5 separate regions of the Homo sapiens genome follow, and all the other regions are linked to region 1. Evidence: chromatin contacts called from ENCODE Hi-C or POLR2A ChIA-PET data. All regions are on one chromosome and are shown on one strand. The core of a region is the stretch at or near the end of the contact, and the rest is flanking DNA. Distances in the headings are between cores, read along the strand shown.

What was found. Hi-C counts contacts between places; a loop is a spot of excess contacts on that map. ChIA-PET counts read pairs that join two places held with the same protein, here RNA polymerase II (POLR2A). Pooled maps may share reads with other maps.
Region 2: a pooled map shows a loop between it and region 1 (4-fold over the local background). The contact joins the promoter of TIMM50 here to the promoter of U2AF1L4 in region 1. A Hi-C loop is called at or near these places in 1 of 50 pooled maps. POLR2A ChIA-PET finds 5 or more read pairs at or near these places in 2 of 52 experiments (AG04450 and naive thymus-derived CD4-positive, alpha-beta T cell).
Region 3: a loop to region 1 is called in a map of naive thymus-derived CD4-positive, alpha-beta T cell, with 16 times the contacts of the local background. The contact joins the promoter of SAMD4B here to the promoter of U2AF1L4 in region 1. A Hi-C loop is called at or near these places in 2 of 168 maps with a recorded cell type or tissue (CD8-positive, alpha-beta T cell and naive thymus-derived CD4-positive, alpha-beta T cell) and 9 of 50 pooled maps.
Region 4: a map of naive thymus-derived CD4-positive, alpha-beta T cell shows a loop between it and region 1 (14-fold over the local background). The contact joins the promoter of HNRNPL here to the promoter of U2AF1L4 in region 1. A Hi-C loop is called at or near these places in 2 of 168 maps with a recorded cell type or tissue (both naive thymus-derived CD4-positive, alpha-beta T cell), 6 of 37 single-sample maps with no recorded cell type and 16 of 50 pooled maps. POLR2A ChIA-PET finds 5 or more read pairs at or near these places in 1 of 52 experiments (Caco-2).
Region 5: a loop to region 1 is called in a pooled map, with 5 times the contacts of the local background. The contact joins the promoter of ECH1 here to the promoter of U2AF1L4 in region 1. A Hi-C loop is called at or near these places in 1 of 168 maps with a recorded cell type or tissue (gastrocnemius medialis) and 7 of 50 pooled maps. POLR2A ChIA-PET finds 5 or more read pairs at or near these places in 1 of 52 experiments (Caco-2).

Annotation. Positions count from the first base shown.
Region 1 is chr19:35,743,927-35,746,940 of GRCh38, reverse strand. It overlaps U2AF1L4 (U2 small nuclear RNA auxiliary factor 1 like 4), which reads left to right and starts at 1,523. Exons shown (of 6, transcript NM_001040425.3): 1 at 1,523-1,593; 2 at 1,729-1,816; 3 at 2,520-2,618; 4 at 2,796-2,929. The coding sequence starts at 1,550. It overlaps PSENEN (presenilin enhancer, gamma-secretase subunit), which reads right to left and starts at 1,290. Exons shown (of 4, transcript NM_172341.4): 1 at 1,241-1,290; 2 at 950-1,106; 3 at 418-522; 4 at 1-233. The coding sequence starts at 1,010. The coding sequence ends at 94. RefSeq lists a silencer at 2,811-2,971.
Region 2 is chr19:39,479,343-39,482,356 of GRCh38, reverse strand. TIMM50 (translocase of inner mitochondrial membrane 50) reads right to left here and starts at 1,519. Exons shown (of 11, transcript NM_001001563.5): 1 at 1,396-1,519; 2 at 324-474. The coding sequence starts at 1,503. RefSeq lists enhancers at 1,067-1,116, 1,237-1,831.
Region 3 is chr19:39,340,961-39,343,974 of GRCh38, reverse strand. It overlaps SAMD4B (sterile alpha motif domain containing 4B), which reads right to left and starts at 1,554. Exons shown (of 14, transcript NM_001384574.2): 1 at 1,399-1,554. RefSeq lists a silencer at 1,436-1,865.
Region 4 is chr19:38,848,516-38,851,529 of GRCh38, reverse strand. HNRNPL (heterogeneous nuclear ribonucleoprotein L) reads left to right here and starts at 1,544. Exons shown (of 13, transcript NM_001533.3): 1 at 1,544-1,830. The coding sequence starts at 1,564. RefSeq lists enhancers at 767-836, 1,167-1,256, 1,407-2,344, 2,417-2,506, 2,345-3,014 and silencers at 1,407-1,666, 1,677-2,216.
Region 5 is chr19:38,830,267-38,833,280 of GRCh38, reverse strand. It overlaps ECH1 (enoyl-CoA hydratase 1), which reads left to right and starts at 1,487. Exons shown (of 10, transcript NM_001398.3): 1 at 1,487-1,560; 2 at 1,765-1,972; 3 at 2,115-2,203. The coding sequence starts at 1,509. The region is part of intron 1 of LOC124904712 (a long non-coding RNA gene); the gene reads right to left. RefSeq lists an enhancer at 1,439-1,588.

The DNA.
Region 1 (3,014 bases), core at 274-2,773:
AGGAGTTTGAGAAGGGGCTCCCAGGACAGGCTCCTCTGCTTTAAGGAGCCTGTCCTGGGAGAATAAGCAGGGCCCCAGTATGTGCAGAAGTTGTCAGGGGGTGCCCAGGGGTATGGTGAAGGAGAGGTAGTCCCCAAGGGCACCCCAGCGGGGCCGGTAGATCTGGAAGATGGTGATCCAGGAGGTGAGCACTATCACCCAGAAGAGGAAGCCCACAGCTGAGCGCCAGACATCTGTCATGGGAAACAGAAGCTGGAAGGGTTGGCCTCCGGCTGCTCTCCAGACTTCCCTAGACCAGCCTTCCCTTCTCACCCAGAGCCCCAACATTTTGGATCCTCCATTGTCCCTTCCCACCAAGATTCCCCGCTTCCCCCTCTCCCCTGCCACTGGCCTCCCTCCTCTGTGCTCTAGACTCACAGCCTTTGATTTGGCTCTGTTCTGTGTAGGCTGGGACAAGGAAGGCCTCTCGGAAGAACCAGAAGATGTTGACCAACCAGAGAAAAGGCAGGAAAGCAAACCCCCCTAGGGAGAAAGAAAAACAAACAAACAAACCCCAAAACCTCATAAGGCAATGAAGATCTTCTCCAACTCCCACCGAGATCTATTTGGAAGAAACTCTCCCACACCCAAGTTCAAATGGAGATTTCTGTTGTCAGGGACTCAGGAATCTGGCTCCTCTTTGGGATCCAGGAATCTGATTCCTCAACCATCTCTTTCACAGGACCCAAGAGTCCAGGCCCTCAATCCCCCTCCTCTCTTGGGATCCAGAAATTGAGGCCCCAGCTTCCTCATTCCTCAGGACCCAGGCCCTCCCCACTCAAATCCAGGAGTCGGCGTTCGCAGGTCCTTCATCTCTTAGACTTAAGAATCCAGGCCCCGAGGCCCTCTTCCCTCGGGTGCTCTAGTCCAGTCCCCTCTCTTCTCCTGGGACCCTAGCGATCTGCCTTACCCAGGTAGTACTTCCGGCACAGGTTCAATTTCTCCTCATTGGACACTCGCTCCAGGTTCATAGCTGCGCTGGGGCCGGGTCGTCCCAAGGGTCTGCGGGGCAAGACCCAAGCCTTGACCCTAAGTAACAGATGCAAGGATCACGAACAACCACGCCCCTATTAGAACAAATCAGAGATAAATGTAAAGGTCGGTTTGCTGAAAGCAGGGCATCCCCACCCCCACTAGTAAGCTGGCTGGATTAAAGAGCTCTTTATATTTACTAGGGTGGGCGAAACGACCCCCAACTCACCAGGAGAGCTCACTTCCTCCGGCTGGGGTGCCTTAGCTACTTTCAGTTATGGACGTTTGCGCGAGACGCCCCAGGTTTCCCTGGAGATTGTAGTCTTCTTTGGGCGAGGCAACACTGCACGCATGCGCTGTTAAAAGAACTCCTACCGGGGAGTCTATGGGGAGGGCGCGCGCCTCCCACGCGCAAGCGCCCTGGGGCGTTTCCGAGCGCTTGGTAAGCGCCTGGAGAGGGCAACGAACTACACTTCCCAGTGCTCCTAAGCAACGGAAGTGACGTAAGAGCAGCCAGACCTGGAGGGCTTGGGTAAAAATGGCTGAATATTTAGCTTCGATATTCGGGACTGAGAAGGACAAGTGAGAACGGGCGCTGGGAGTGGACTCTCGGGGGGTCGGGGCCGGGGTACTGGGGTCCTGGGTGGTGGGGCGGTGTTTCTGGGGTGCCCAGCTTCCCCGGCCCTCGGTTCACCTTTGTCTTTGCACCTTTTCCAGGGTTAACTGCTCTTTTTACTTTAAGATCGGGGTCTGCCGGCACGGGGACCGGTGCTCCCGGCTTCACAACAAGCCGACATTCAGCCAGGTGAGACCCGGCACGGAGCCTCGGGGGTTAACGGCTCCCTGGCCCTTCCCCTTCTGGGGCCGTCGTCACCATGTCCCGCCTATTCCGGGTTCCTGAGTCCCTCCCCACCGCCCGGCTTTTTTTCTCATTGGACCTTTCTGCAGGCTCCTCCCACCGGTCTTCGTGCCGTTTTCCCGGGAACTTGGTCGCGCCCCCATGCGTACAGGCTACACACGGCGGCTGTTCATCTTTGCCAGTCCCTTCCATCCCGCTGTTCATCCTTGCCAGTCCCCTCCATCCCTTTTCTGGTTTCTTAGGGGCAAAGGATCGCCGATGCACTCATGATGCTTAGGCTGGGGTGTAAGGTTCCACCCCCAACCTTCATGCCTCACTCTCTGTTCATGCAGCCCTGCCCTCTGAGCTCAGGCCCCGCCCCTTTTAAATTCTGTGCAGACCATAGTGCTGCTCAACCTGTACCGGAATCCACAGAACACAGCCCAAACTGCAGACGGATCACACTGTGAGTAAGGGACCAGGCCTGGGGGCAAGGTGAACAGCCCCCAGTAGGCTACACTCTGATTCCACCCTGCCCGCCCCCACCCCAGGTCATGTGAGTGACGTGGAGGTGCAGGAGCACTATGATAGCTTCTTCGAGGTGAGGGTTGGTAGGGGCAGATGGGGTTTCTTGTGGGAGCTCAGCTGAGTTCCTCCCCGTCTTCCACAGGAGGTGTTCACAGAACTGCAGGAGAAGTATGGGGAGATTGAAGAGATGAATGTGTGCGACAACCTTGGGGACCACCTCGTGGGCAACGTCTATGTCAAGGTGCTTGCTGCCCCCCACTTAGGGCCCAGAAGTGGAGGCGTTTCAATGCCTGATGGTGGCCACTGTAGGCTCTCAGCTTGAATTTCATCACTAAATCCAGTCCAGCCCCAGAGCGGGTAGTGAGTCCCCTGAAGATCTCTGAGTTCTCCTGCTGACCCTGACTGACATTTCCTGCAGTTCCGGAGGGAGGAGGATGGAGAGCGGGCCGTGGCTGAACTCAGTAACCGCTGGTTCAACGGGCAGGCTGTGCACGGTGAGCTGTCTCCTGTCACTGACTTCCGGGAGTCATGCTGTCGCCAGTATGAGATGGGGTATGGTAGTTCAAGGGTGGGATGGGCACTTGGAATCCCAGACTTTGAATGCGTGGTAGGGGCTGTCAGTGACAATGGCTTCCTC
Region 2 (3,014 bases), core at 270-2,769, 3.7 Mb before region 1:
TAACTAGTGGGAAGGCTGGATTTTTGGCTGCTGAGGAAAGACAAAGTTTAGGAAGCTGATCCAGGCCTATCCTTCCCCATCTTCCCCTCTTTCCTTTATCCTGGTACAGGAACCAACTAGAAAGACTAGAACCTTAAGGAGTGGAAGGGAGAAGAAAGAAGACTTCCCTGGTTTTCAAGGTAGGTGTCTTATTTGGCTGCCCTATTGAGGAAGGAGCCAGGGAATGAAGACGAGAGAAGCTGGTAGTGGGCAAGAGTGGGAGGTTCCACAGTGGACCAGGGAGGCCAAGGAACAAAACTGGGGGACAGGGATATGTCCCTCACCAAAGATATAGACGACGCTCACAGTCCCACCAGCTCCAAGCAGCCCAGCAAGCCAGAGCGCAACTTTTTTGGCATAGCTGGGACCCTCTGAGCCCGGCTGCTGCTGTGGCCCTTGCGCCTTAGTGCTCCCGCGGCTCCCGATCTCTGCGGCCTGCGGTTGAGAAAGGGGAGGTCAGCCAAGAGAGAAGAGAGGTCAGGATGGTCCCCACCCTCCAGTCCAAGAAGAATCAAGTTCAGGAGCCAAGAGGCAGACACCCACAGAGCCCTGGACATCTGTGTCCCTGGAGTAGCAGTCAGGATGTGGGGCTGCTCAGAGGGTCAAAACCAGACTGTCCCGCACCAGGATGCCAGGAGTTTTAAAAGCTAACAGGCCAGGTGCACAGGATCCTGAAGGCAACAGGACTGGAGGGTCTGCAGCCCAGAAAAGCAAAGCACGGAGAATAAGGGATGGGAGGGCCTAAACACTGGGATGAGAGGGAACGGAGGGCACAAGTGGTGGGGGAAGGGGTACAGACAGAACCGGGAGTTACGACGTCCGGCTGCTTGGGGCTAAAAGTAGCAGAGTTATAGGGTAAGGGATAGGAGCGGAGGCGGGGAAGGGCAATCACTTGTCTGGGGCTTGGGGAACTAAGGCACAGAAGTGATAGACTTGGAGGTCAGAATGGCTGGGTCTCTGTCAACATGGAGGCAAGTCGAATTGGAAACCCAAACGTCTACCTCGCCACCACCAACGCCACAGAGAAAATAACTCCCACGGCCAGACTGGGACTCCAGCGTCCCAGGCCCCTCCTGCTCAAGTATCACCTGAGTGGTCACTGAAACGGGGAACGGTAACCCCCTCCTCCTCCGGCACCCACGTGGGTGGGAGGTGGGGTCTAAGGACACACCTGGATTCCCAGCCTCCAGCCTAGGGGAGCAACCACCCAGGAGGTTGGGAAGGGCCCCAAAACACAAGCGGCGTTTCATTCAGCACCCTGAGGTGAGGCGTCCCGGAACCCCCAAGGGGCGGCGATATGTCCGTAACTCCAGGGAAGGGACCCCACATTCAGAGGGCCACCCTCGTTCCGCTCACCTGATCTGGGGCCCGGCGGGGCGGCGTCGCCAACCTCGTGCACAGTCCCCGCGAGCCGAGCCGGAGCCCGCTTCGCAAGCGCGAGAACACCGCTGCCGAGGCCGCCATCTTGCGCTGACGCCACGCGGCCCCGCCCACTCGCTCCCTCTTCGCCCGCCCCGGGCCGGAGCTACAGCCAATGGAAACGCGGGGGAGGGGCGGGTGGACGGAAGCCCGAGAGAGACCAAAGGCATCGGGCGGATTGCCGCAGGCGCGTTTGCTTCTGACTAGTCTCCTGGCTGACCCTGGGGGCGACAACTGGGATTCAAAGTCATCTGGACCACGCCCCCTTGGGCCTTGCAGAGCGCCACCGCCCCTGCAAAGGACGCAGCGAAGGAAGGGATCACACTTATTGCCCAGAGATAAAGCTGAGGCCATAATGAAGGGAGTCAGTGGCTGCCTGATTTGTCCAAAAAAATAGTCACGAGTCAGGCCGCTTGTCTCACCGTGTAAGGCAATCGGCCCTCACCTCCCAATTGTCTGAAGGGATGGGTTGCCCCTCCACACCTGTGGGTGTTTCTCGTTAGGTGGAACGAGAGACTTTGGAAGAGAAAAAGACACAGAAACAAAGTATAGAGAAAGAAATAAAGGGGGCCCAGGGGACCAGCGTTCAGCATACGGAGGATCCCTCCAGCCTCTGAGTTCCCTTAGTATTTACTGATCATTCTTGGGTGTTTCTTGGAGAGGGGGATGCGTCAGGGTCATAGGATAATAGTGGAGAGAGGGTCAGCAGATAAACACGTGAACAACGGTTCATAGACAAGGTAAAGAATTAAATGCTGTACTTTAGATATGCATACATATAAACATCTCAGTGCCTTACAGAGCAGTATTGTTGCCCGCATGTTCCACCTCCAGCCCTAAGGCAGTTTTCCCCTATCTCAGTAGATGGAACATACAATCGGGTTTTATACCAAGACTTGCCCAGGGACGGGCAGGAGACAGATGCCTTCCTCTTGTCTCAACTGCGAAGAGGCGTTCCTTCCTGTTTTACTAATCCTCCTCAGCACAGACCCTTTACGGGTGTCGGGCTGGGGGACGGTCAGATCTTTCCCTTCCCATGAGGCCATATTTCAGACTATCACATGGGGAGAAACCTTGGACAATACCTGGCTTTCCTAGGCAGAGGTCCCTGCGGTCTTCCGCAGTGTTTGTGTCACTGGGTACTTGAGATTAGGGAGTGGTGATGACTCTTAAGGAGCATGCTGCCTTCAAGCATCTGTTTAACAAAGCACGTCCTGCACAGCCCTTAATCCATTTAACCCTGAGTTGACACAGCACATGTTTCAGAGAGCACGGGGTTGGTTATAGAGAACCCCGTCATCTATAACAGGGTATGGTTATAGATTAACAGCATCTCAAGGCAGAAGAATTTTTCTTAGTACAGAACAAAATGGAGTCTCCTATGTCTACTTCTTTCTACACAGACACAGTAACAATCTGATCTTTCTTTTCCCCACATTGTCAGAAATAGACATTGAGGCCCAGAAAACGACCTGAAAAGCCAGCCCTCGAAAACTCTTCTGGCCAGGCGCTGTGACTGACACCTATAATCCCAGTGCTTCGGGAGGCCGAGGCAG
Region 3 (3,014 bases), core at 305-2,804, 3.6 Mb before region 1:
ACCTGCATATCAGAGGGGTCACCAAGAGAATCTTACGGTCTTACAGGGGTTGTGAGGAGGATCTTCAGAAAATTCCTCTAAAACCGGTCTGCAAGGGGGGATTCTGAGGTGTTAGTGAAGGGGAGTTCTACGGGATCTGAGAGAAAAACCATGAGGAAAGTTTTCAGGATCCTTAAACAATTTTTGGAGCGTGTGATGTGGGGGACTGGAAAAGATGTGGAGTATGTAAAAGGGATTTTGGAAGAAGCTTTTGGAATATGATGCTGAGAGTCCTCTGGAGATTTCAGGCAATTGCTGGAGATTTTTAGAATGAGTGGGGGTGGGGAAGGGGATCCCGGTGAAGATCACTGGGCTACATGAGGGTGATCTCTAGGGCATTTTAGGGTGGTGAGACCAGGGGGAGACAGGAGGCCTCTGGGGGAGACTTTTGGGATCTGTGGAAAGGTCCAGAGGGATACGTGAAGGGGGAGTGTGTATGAGAGATGGTTGCAATACGGTGGGGAGGGGGATGGAGTCTTCTAGGTGAGTTTTTGGGATCTGGGGGCATTTCACAAAGTCTGTGAGGAAGATTTATTTTGGGGATATGGGAAGGAGATCTTCAGGGAAGATGATCACGGTCCGTCGGGGGCATTCTGAAGGACTTCTGGGAGGGGGAATCAGAAATGCAGGGGGTATGAGCGGAAAATCTCCAAGGAGGTTTCTGGAATGGGGTAAGTGGGAGGGAAAATTCTTAGGATCCGGGAGGGGGAAGTCGGGTGAGCCTGTTGGGCTGTGAGAGGCAGGGCTCCGGGGGAGAGTTCTGGAATGGACAGGGGTCCGGAGGGAGCCTTGGGGAGGTGTGCAGGGCTCGTGAGGGAGGCTCCTGGAGCAGCTATGAGAGCCACGCTGTGGAATGGACGAGGAGTGGCCTCCGAGGACTATTTCTGGAGACAGGAGGAGGACGGGGGCTTCGGGGCCAAAGGGCGGGGGTCTGCGAGGAAAGCTGCTGGGACCCATGAAGGGCTCGAGGAGGCGACTCCACGGGAGGGGTGGGTTTTGCGGGGACCTTTCAGGGCGCACACGGGGGATCGGCAGGCTTTCCGGGGCTCTCCGAGGGGGATGTGCGGGGGGTCCTGAGGAGAGGCCCCCGGCCCGGCCCCTCGGCAATCCCGAGGGCATGAGAAAGATTTCGGAGGGAAGCTTCGGCCAGGGCCCAGGAGGGAGACTGGGGACGGGCGCGGGGCTTCTCCCGTGGGGCCCGGCCCCCCGAGGCCCGCGTTCCGCACCCGCCCGCCGCCGCCGCCCGCGGTTCGGGGTCCCTGAGGGGGCGGGGCCGCCCGCGCGGCCTGGGTCGCCCTGAGGGGAGCCCCGCGCGCCCCGACTCGCCGCCGCCCCGCGCCGGCCCGGCCCGAGACTCACCGCCTCGGCCTTCGCCGCCACCGCCGCCGCTCGGGCCTCCTCAGGCCACCGCCGCCGCCGTCGCCCCCTCTCGGGCCCGCAAGCTCCCCTCCCTCCTCCCGCACCGACCACCGCCGCCGCCGCCGCCGCCGCCGTCGCGCTGCGTCACCGCGCCGTGCGTCACCGCCCCTGGCCCCGCCCCGACGGGGGCCGCCGCGCGCCGGCATTAGCTCACGCCCGGGTGACGAACGGCGCGCCAGCCAACGGGCGGCGAGGGCAGCCCGAAGGGCGGGAGGTGTGAGCCGAGTAAGGCGGGGTCGCGGCGAGGGGGGAGCGACGGTGGTGGAACGGGGCCCAAGAGGCCCGCCCCCTCCTCGGCGGGATTGGTCGGACGTGGGGGTGACGGGCAGTCGGCCAGGCCTGGGGTTTGGGGCTGGGGGGCGGGGAAGGGGCGGGGCGCGCGGGGCGTTGCCCAGGGCAACGGGCCCGGCGGAGTCTGAGGTTGGGCCTCCAGGCCCGCAGGGGGCAGGCTCGCGCGCGTCCACCCCAGCTGCCCCGAGCGAAGTCACAGTTCCTGATTCAGGCGTTCCAGGCCTCCTCTTCCCCGCCCCTTGGGTGGCCCGCCTCACCCAAGGCTGTCCTCAGTGGGCGTCTGCACTCGGGCTTCTGGGCGCTCGGCTTTCTCATCGCGCTGTTCTCAGCCTTGCCGCTTGCTCTCTCCGATGGGAATGGCGAGGCGAGATCTAGCCTTTAGGGTGGGAAGAGAATGCACAGAAAGCGCTAAGGATCAAGGAGGCTGTCAATAAACGGGAGTTGTTGCTGTGACTTTGGTTGTGATCTGTGCGTTCCACAAACTGTATTGGGTCCGGGTGAACTAATCAGAGGGACCTGTGTTCAGAAGGCTCTCGGTGACAGAGATCTGGCTTGTTACAGGCACTTAGAGAGGCAGTCGGGATGGAGGGTCGAGTTGAAGACAGGGAGGGGTGAGGAACGAGCAGAGGCCAGTTGTTTGGCCACTTGAGGGAGTTTGGACTTGTCCCGAGGGCACTAGGGAGCCGTGAAGGGCTTCAAGCCGGGGAGGATCATGGTGAGTCTGGGGTTTTGGAGAGATGTCTCTCTGGCTTATACATGGAGGGCGGATTGGAGGGAATGAAACGGGATCGGGAGTCCAGGGAGGCAGCTGGGGGAGGGGGTGGGGAAGAAAGAGGGGGTTTGCACGAGGGAGGGACTGTGGGGAGGGAAGGAGGTGCAGGTGGGAGGGACGCCCTGGAGGCAGAGCGAACGGGCCCTGACACTGGCTGGCTATGGAGTGGAAGGGGGAGAAAAGTTTAGGACCAGGCCCCTCTAGCCGGGAGACTGGGCGCCAGAAGCAGGTTGGGAAGATACTAAGCCCAATGTGGATGCCTAGTAGCGAGGTCCAGGAGGTGCACAAACCCTGGGTCTGGAGCTTAAGGGAGAAATTGAGGCTGGAGACCAAGATTTAAGGATCGTCAAAGATGGTAATTGAGGCTGTGGGAGTTAGGGGTCTAGCCCGGGGAGGGTATGAAGGGTCACTGGAGACAGGGACTGAACAGAACCCTGAAACAGAGAGGCAGGATTTGAGCAAAGGAATTGACGCTGTCGATGAATATTGCAAA
Region 4 (3,014 bases), core at 295-2,794, 3.1 Mb before region 1:
CCGCCGCGTTTCTCACGACGCTAGCTTCGCTTTTATTTCTTTTCCCCCCTTTGGCGATATCGTCACTTGCCAATAGCTTCGCTAAGGTGTTCCCCCCCACACCCTGCGCGGGCAGCCCCATAATGTTAAATGCCGTAGGACGGGATCCCGGGTTAATCCCCGTTTGACCCCGCTGCCTGCGCGTGATAACTGGGGCGCGCTCCTCTCCACCCCCCAGGCTCCGCCAGTTGGGCTTCGCCGGAGTCTGGAGATACCCTCCGACATTCTCTTGGTGCAGTGCGGGTGGTCTTACCCCGCCCTTGAGGAAGAAAGGCCCGACGCAGGCACAGATCACAAGAACGCCTCCCCTGTGCAGGGGGCTTGCACTGTGCCAGGTGCTGTACTGGGCGCTTGGTAGGTGGCCACCCTCTCCAGGGTCGGGGCCAGGACCTCCTGTGGTGCTCAGAGGGGTCGAGCTGTCAGGTGAAAACCACTGGCCCGAGTTATGGCTTTGAAGGGAATCCTGGGGGTCTGGGATGGCAGGGACCTGTTAATTTAGATCGCACGGACAAGATGACTTGGCCCTTAGCTCCTGCAGGAGGGGTAGTGGACTATTGCAGGTGGAAGGGACTGCATGGGCACACATGGAGAGTGCGCGGAAGAGCCTTCTCCCAAGGGAAACTGAAAGGGGTTGCGGCTGAATTTAGAACTGGACAGGGTCCGAAGACAGTCGGCAGCAGCGAGTGGTTTTCTACTGAGGAAAAGGCTCAGATTTGGGATTTTAACAATTCCTCCTAGAGGTAGAAATGAACACGGTATAGTGATGGCGACAGAGATACCCTGGGAGTTCCTGTCAATCTTGGTCTAGCCTTCCGGCGCACACACAGCGGTCGCTCCATAAGGGGGCCCCGCCTCTGGGCGGTGCCTGAAAGCGTATTTGCGCATGCGTTCTCGCCTTCGCTCGTTTCGTATACTGCACCAAAGAGCGCCTACCCTGGGGCGGGGCTCCCCATTTCATCCAATCAGAGCGTATCAACAGTCCTACCATCTGGTGAGAGGGTGCGCTCCACTCTCCATTGACCAATCAGTGGAGACGCAGAAGAATGGGCATCTGTAACCACCACTGGAGAGAGACCAAAAAAGGGCGGGGCTTCCTTGTCTCCTTGCGAAGTGGCGCGGGAAGGTCGTCATTGTGACTGGTGCTGACGGATTAGCGAGGAGACCAATGAAAGTGGGAGGGAGGCGGAGATTCTTGGGAGGTTTAGAGCGCCGTTCCTATCAGGTGCTTTTAGGGAGGCCAGCAGCGCCAGAAATCCGACCTATCAAATTGGATTTTATTTTAAGGCGGCGGGGTCGACGGAAAGACTGGCAGAAAGCGACCACCTATAAGGAGTGTCTCAGACAAACAAGGGCGGGCCCTCCTGCAGAACGGCGTGGGCAATGTCCAATAAGCGCGCAAGGCGTGTGGCGGCCTACCCTCCCCCCGCGGCGGGACCAGTGGCTCCCCCTATCGGGTGGGGGCGGCGGGTGACGGGCGTGTCCCTCCCCCAATGAGAGGCGGGGGGAGGCGGGTTCTGCGCCGCCATGTCGCGGAGGCTGCTGCCCCGGGCGGAGAAGCGGCGTCGGCGGCTGGAGCAGAGGCAGCAGCCGGACGAGCAGCGGAGGCGGTCGGGAGCGATGGTGAAGATGGCGGCGGCGGGCGGCGGAGGCGGCGGTGGCCGCTACTACGGCGGCGGCAGTGAGGGCGGCCGGGCCCCTAAGCGGCTCAAGACTGACAACGCCGGCGACCAGCACGGAGGCGGCGGCGGTGGCGGTGGAGGAGCCGGGGCGGCGGGCGGCGGCGGCGGTGGGGTGAGGCCAGGGCCCTAGGCGCTGGGAAGGCCGGGAACTGGGGGACAATTTCCCAGCTTGAGGGCATTTTATTTTTTGAGGGGGGCCTCTGCGCACGCGCCCAGGCCATCGCGTCGTTGACGGTGTGGGGGAGGGGCGGCCGTTGGGCAAACGGCGGGGTTTGCGCGAGGACAGGCGCCTGCGCGTGCGCGGGGTCCGGAGCGGGGTGTGGGGGAGCGCAGAGGAAGTAGCTCGTGAGGCGAATGGCCCAGTGCGCAGGCGCCGCGGGCTGGCGTGTGGGGGCCGGGCACGCGGCCCGGCCGGTTTTTTTCCCCTTTATCATTTTCTTCGCTGGCTCCATGCGCAGGCGCAGTGTTCCCGCCCGGCCTCGTGGGCGGTTAGGGGAGCGCCTGGTGAGCGGGAACGGGTGGGCGGCGGCCTTGTTCTCTAGAGTGGGGAATTCCGTCTGATGGCAGCTTAATCTCTAAGGCCCAGCCTTGTGTCTATACAGAAATGGATGTGTTTGAGCCTAGATGCTCTCATTTTTGTAGGCATTGAAAATGGGAAGAGGACTTGTGAAATGCACTTTTAGCCTTTTAGGAGTTGAGCGAAGCCTTGAAACCATCACAAGTTTGCTTACAGTTTCCGGGGATTCACTGGGTACCGAGGATTTGATAAACCAAACTATTTCCTGGCCATGTTGGAAGCATTTCGACCCCCTGTAATCAGTCCCTCCGAAAACACCAGTCGTTGCTTTTGGAGTGGGGCCCAGTCCCCACTCTTTCCAAAATCTTGAAGTCTTACAGGGCCGCCTATTTGCAGGGTTTTCCAGGGTTTAGGGGTTACGAGTTGCTAGCGTTTTAATCTTGGCCTTGTCCCACACATTTTAAAGACATCTTAATTGAAAATCCTTAACGCTTCCTGAGGTTGGGGGAGATACTGGGATTCCCGATTTACAAAGGAGGAAATGGGCCAGGAGAGAGATGAGATGAGGTGAATTACTGTAGGTGGCACAGCTAGTGAGGGGCAGGGCTGGAGTTAGAACTCCCATTTGTGGGAGCTGCTAACCTGGCGGGAGTGCCTCACCCTGTGGTTCGCGTGGATCGCTCCTGAAATAGAATCCAATTCTACCCACCTTCCACGCACTTCTGCCCAGTGATTCTCAGACAGGGGGCCGGCCCCAGAGCCCAGGAGAGGCGGAAGAG
Region 5 (3,014 bases), core at 238-2,737, 3.1 Mb before region 1:
AAGATACTTCCTTCAATCTCACTGGCCCAGAGACATCTGTTCACCGCCTTGCTCAATGTCTCCCCAAAAAGCATACTTAAGCAGTTTTACAGTACTTTTTTTTTTTATTTTTTTGAGATGGAGTTTCGCTCTGTCCCCAGGCTGGAGTGCAGTGGCGCCATCTCGGCTCCCTGCGAGCTCCGCCTCCGGGGTTCACGCCATTCTCCAGCCTCAGCCTCCCCAGTAGCTGGGGCTACAGACGCCCGCCACCATGCCCGCTAAGTTTTTGTATTTTTTTAGTAGGGACGGGGTTTCACTGTGTTAGCTAGGTCAGGAGGTCGATCTCCTGACCTCGTGATCTGCCCGCCACGGCCTCCCAAAGTGCTGGGATTACAGGCGTGAGCCACCGCGCCCGGCCAGCAGTTTTACAGTACTTTTTATGCCTTTTGGTAGCTGGCTTTTCCCAAGGGAATTTCGGTTTTTTTGTTTTGTTTGTTTTTTTTAAGAACATGAACTTTTTTTTCTTCTTTTTTTTTTTTTTGAGATCTTGCTCTGTCGCCCAGGCTGGGGTACAGTGGTGCCATCTCTGCTCATTGCAACCTCCGCCTCCTGGGCTCAAGCCATTCTCTTCCCGCTAGGATTACAGGTGCCGGACACCGCACCCGGCTAATTTTTGTATTTTTAGTAGAGACGGGGTTTCGCCATGTTGACCAGGCTGCTGTTGAACTCCTGACCTCAGGTGATCCGCCTGCCTCGGCCTCCCAAAGTGCTTGTATTACAGGCGTGAGCCACTGCGCCAGGCTAAGAACATGAACTCTGGTGCCAGGTAATCCTGCTTTAGCCCTTCTGAAGCCCACCGACCTTGAACCTAGTGTCTTCCCGTGCCTGGGCCAGTTTCCTCTGCATATAGTAGGAAATAGTACGACCTCCTGGTGGGAGTTCATATTATACAGTCAGCGCTTAATGTTGGCCCGTCTGTACTCATTCCTTTACCTGAGTAAACTCACAGTACTGCAAGTTTTCTTTTATTTTTAGTTAACATGATATATACATGCATGATTACAAGCTCTGCTGCAATTATGTCCTTGGACATTTCAGCTGTCGCCTATTATTCCACCATTATGAAACAGCTGTGTGATGAACTTTAGCGGGAGCTGTTTGCTTTTCTGTTTTTTTTTTTGTTTGTTTGTTTTGTTTTTTTTAAGACGGAGTGTCGCTCGGTCGCCAGGCTGGAGAGCAATGGCGCGATCTCGGCTCACTGCAAACTCCGCCTCCCAGGTTCACGCCATTGCAGGAGCTATTTTCTTTGGCCAGGTTCCCACTGGGGCAAAGGGTCCATTTCTGAGCCTGGCTCTATGTAAGGCAACCGGAAATCGACTGCCCTTAGTAAAGATGGCGGAAAGAACGGCGTCATTGCCTGTCAGGTTGCGGCATCGGTGCCCTCGCTCAACATGGCGGCCTTCTGTGCCCGCCCCCTCCGCTAACGGGCACGTTACTCCGTCCGAACGCAGTAGACGAAGGCGGCGGCGATGGCGGCGGGGATAGTGGCTTCTCGCAGACTCCGCGACCTACTGACCCGGCGTGAGTCACCTCTTGCCTTATGGGGGTGCGTCGCGCTGTCGTGCTGTTATAGCAGATGTAGGACGGGGAGGGCTATCCGGGGTCACGAAGGGCCCGAGTCCCCTAAATTCAGGGGTGCGTGTGCTCCCTTTTGAAGGACTCCCTAATTCGATAGGCCTGTGTCTTGCAGTCTGGGGTCATCAAAGGCTGTTCCTTTCTCCCCAGGACTGACAGGCTCCAACTACCCGGGACTCAGTATTAGCCTTCGCCTCACTGGCTCCTCTGCACAAGAGGAGGCTTCCGGAGTAGCCCTCGGTGAAGCCCCAGACCACAGCTATGAGTCCCTTCGTGTGACGTCTGCGCAGAAACATGTTCTGCATGTCCAGCTCAACCGGCCCAACAAGAGGAATGCCATGAACAAGGTCTTCTGGAGGTCTGACCTGCAGATCCTGGAGGCCTGCCTGCGGGGGGAGGCGGGGCTGCGGGACTGGGTGAAAGTGGAACGTTGTGGGAAGATGGACATGAGGGCAGGGTATTCCCGCCCCATTTGTAACCCTTCACTCGTTGCTTCACAGAGAGATGGTAGAGTGCTTCAACAAGATTTCGAGAGACGCTGACTGTCGGGCGGTGGTGATCTCTGGTGCAGGAAAAATGTTCACTGCAGGTACCAGACGCTCTTCACACACCCTGCCAGCCTTCCTAGCTCCTGGCAATAGACAGTGGAGCAGTGCTTCTGAATTAGGGTTTTAAGCAGCTTCTGACTTACACACTTTTTTTTTTTTTTTTTGAGACGGGGTCTTGCTCTGTTGCCACGCTGGAGTGCAGTAGCGCAATCTCAGCTCACTGCAACCTCCACCTCCCGGGTTCAAGCAATTCTTCTGTCTGGGACTACAGGCGTGGGCCACCACACCCAGCTAATTTTTGTATTTTTAGTAGAGACGGGGTTTCACCATATTGGCCAGGATGGTCTCCATCTCCTGACGTTATGATCTGCCTGCCTCAGCCTCCCAAAGTGCTGGGATTATAGGCCTGAACCATTGCTCCTGGCCCCTAACTCACACTTTTATCTGTGTGTTTTTTTTTTTTTTTTTGGAGACAATATCTTTCTCTGTCACCCAGGCTGGAGTACAGTTGCCTAATCATAAATCACTGTAACCTCAAATACCTGAGGTCAAGCGATTCTCCCACCTCAGCCTGCCAAAATGCTGGGATTACAGGCAGGTGCCACCATGGCCAGCCCTATCATTTTTTTAAAAAAAGGCCTACTTTAAAACATTCAAATATAAGTATTAGTCTGACAGAACACGATGGGATCATAGGCTCTGAAGTCTAGGTTTCCATCCTGGATCTGTGGCCATGAACAACATGCTTAACCTCTCAGCCTATAGCTGTGTCAGCATATAATATAATAACATGCTTTCGTGCAACTATTCAACTCACTAATTGATTTCCAGTTACAGGTCAGTTGGATCTTT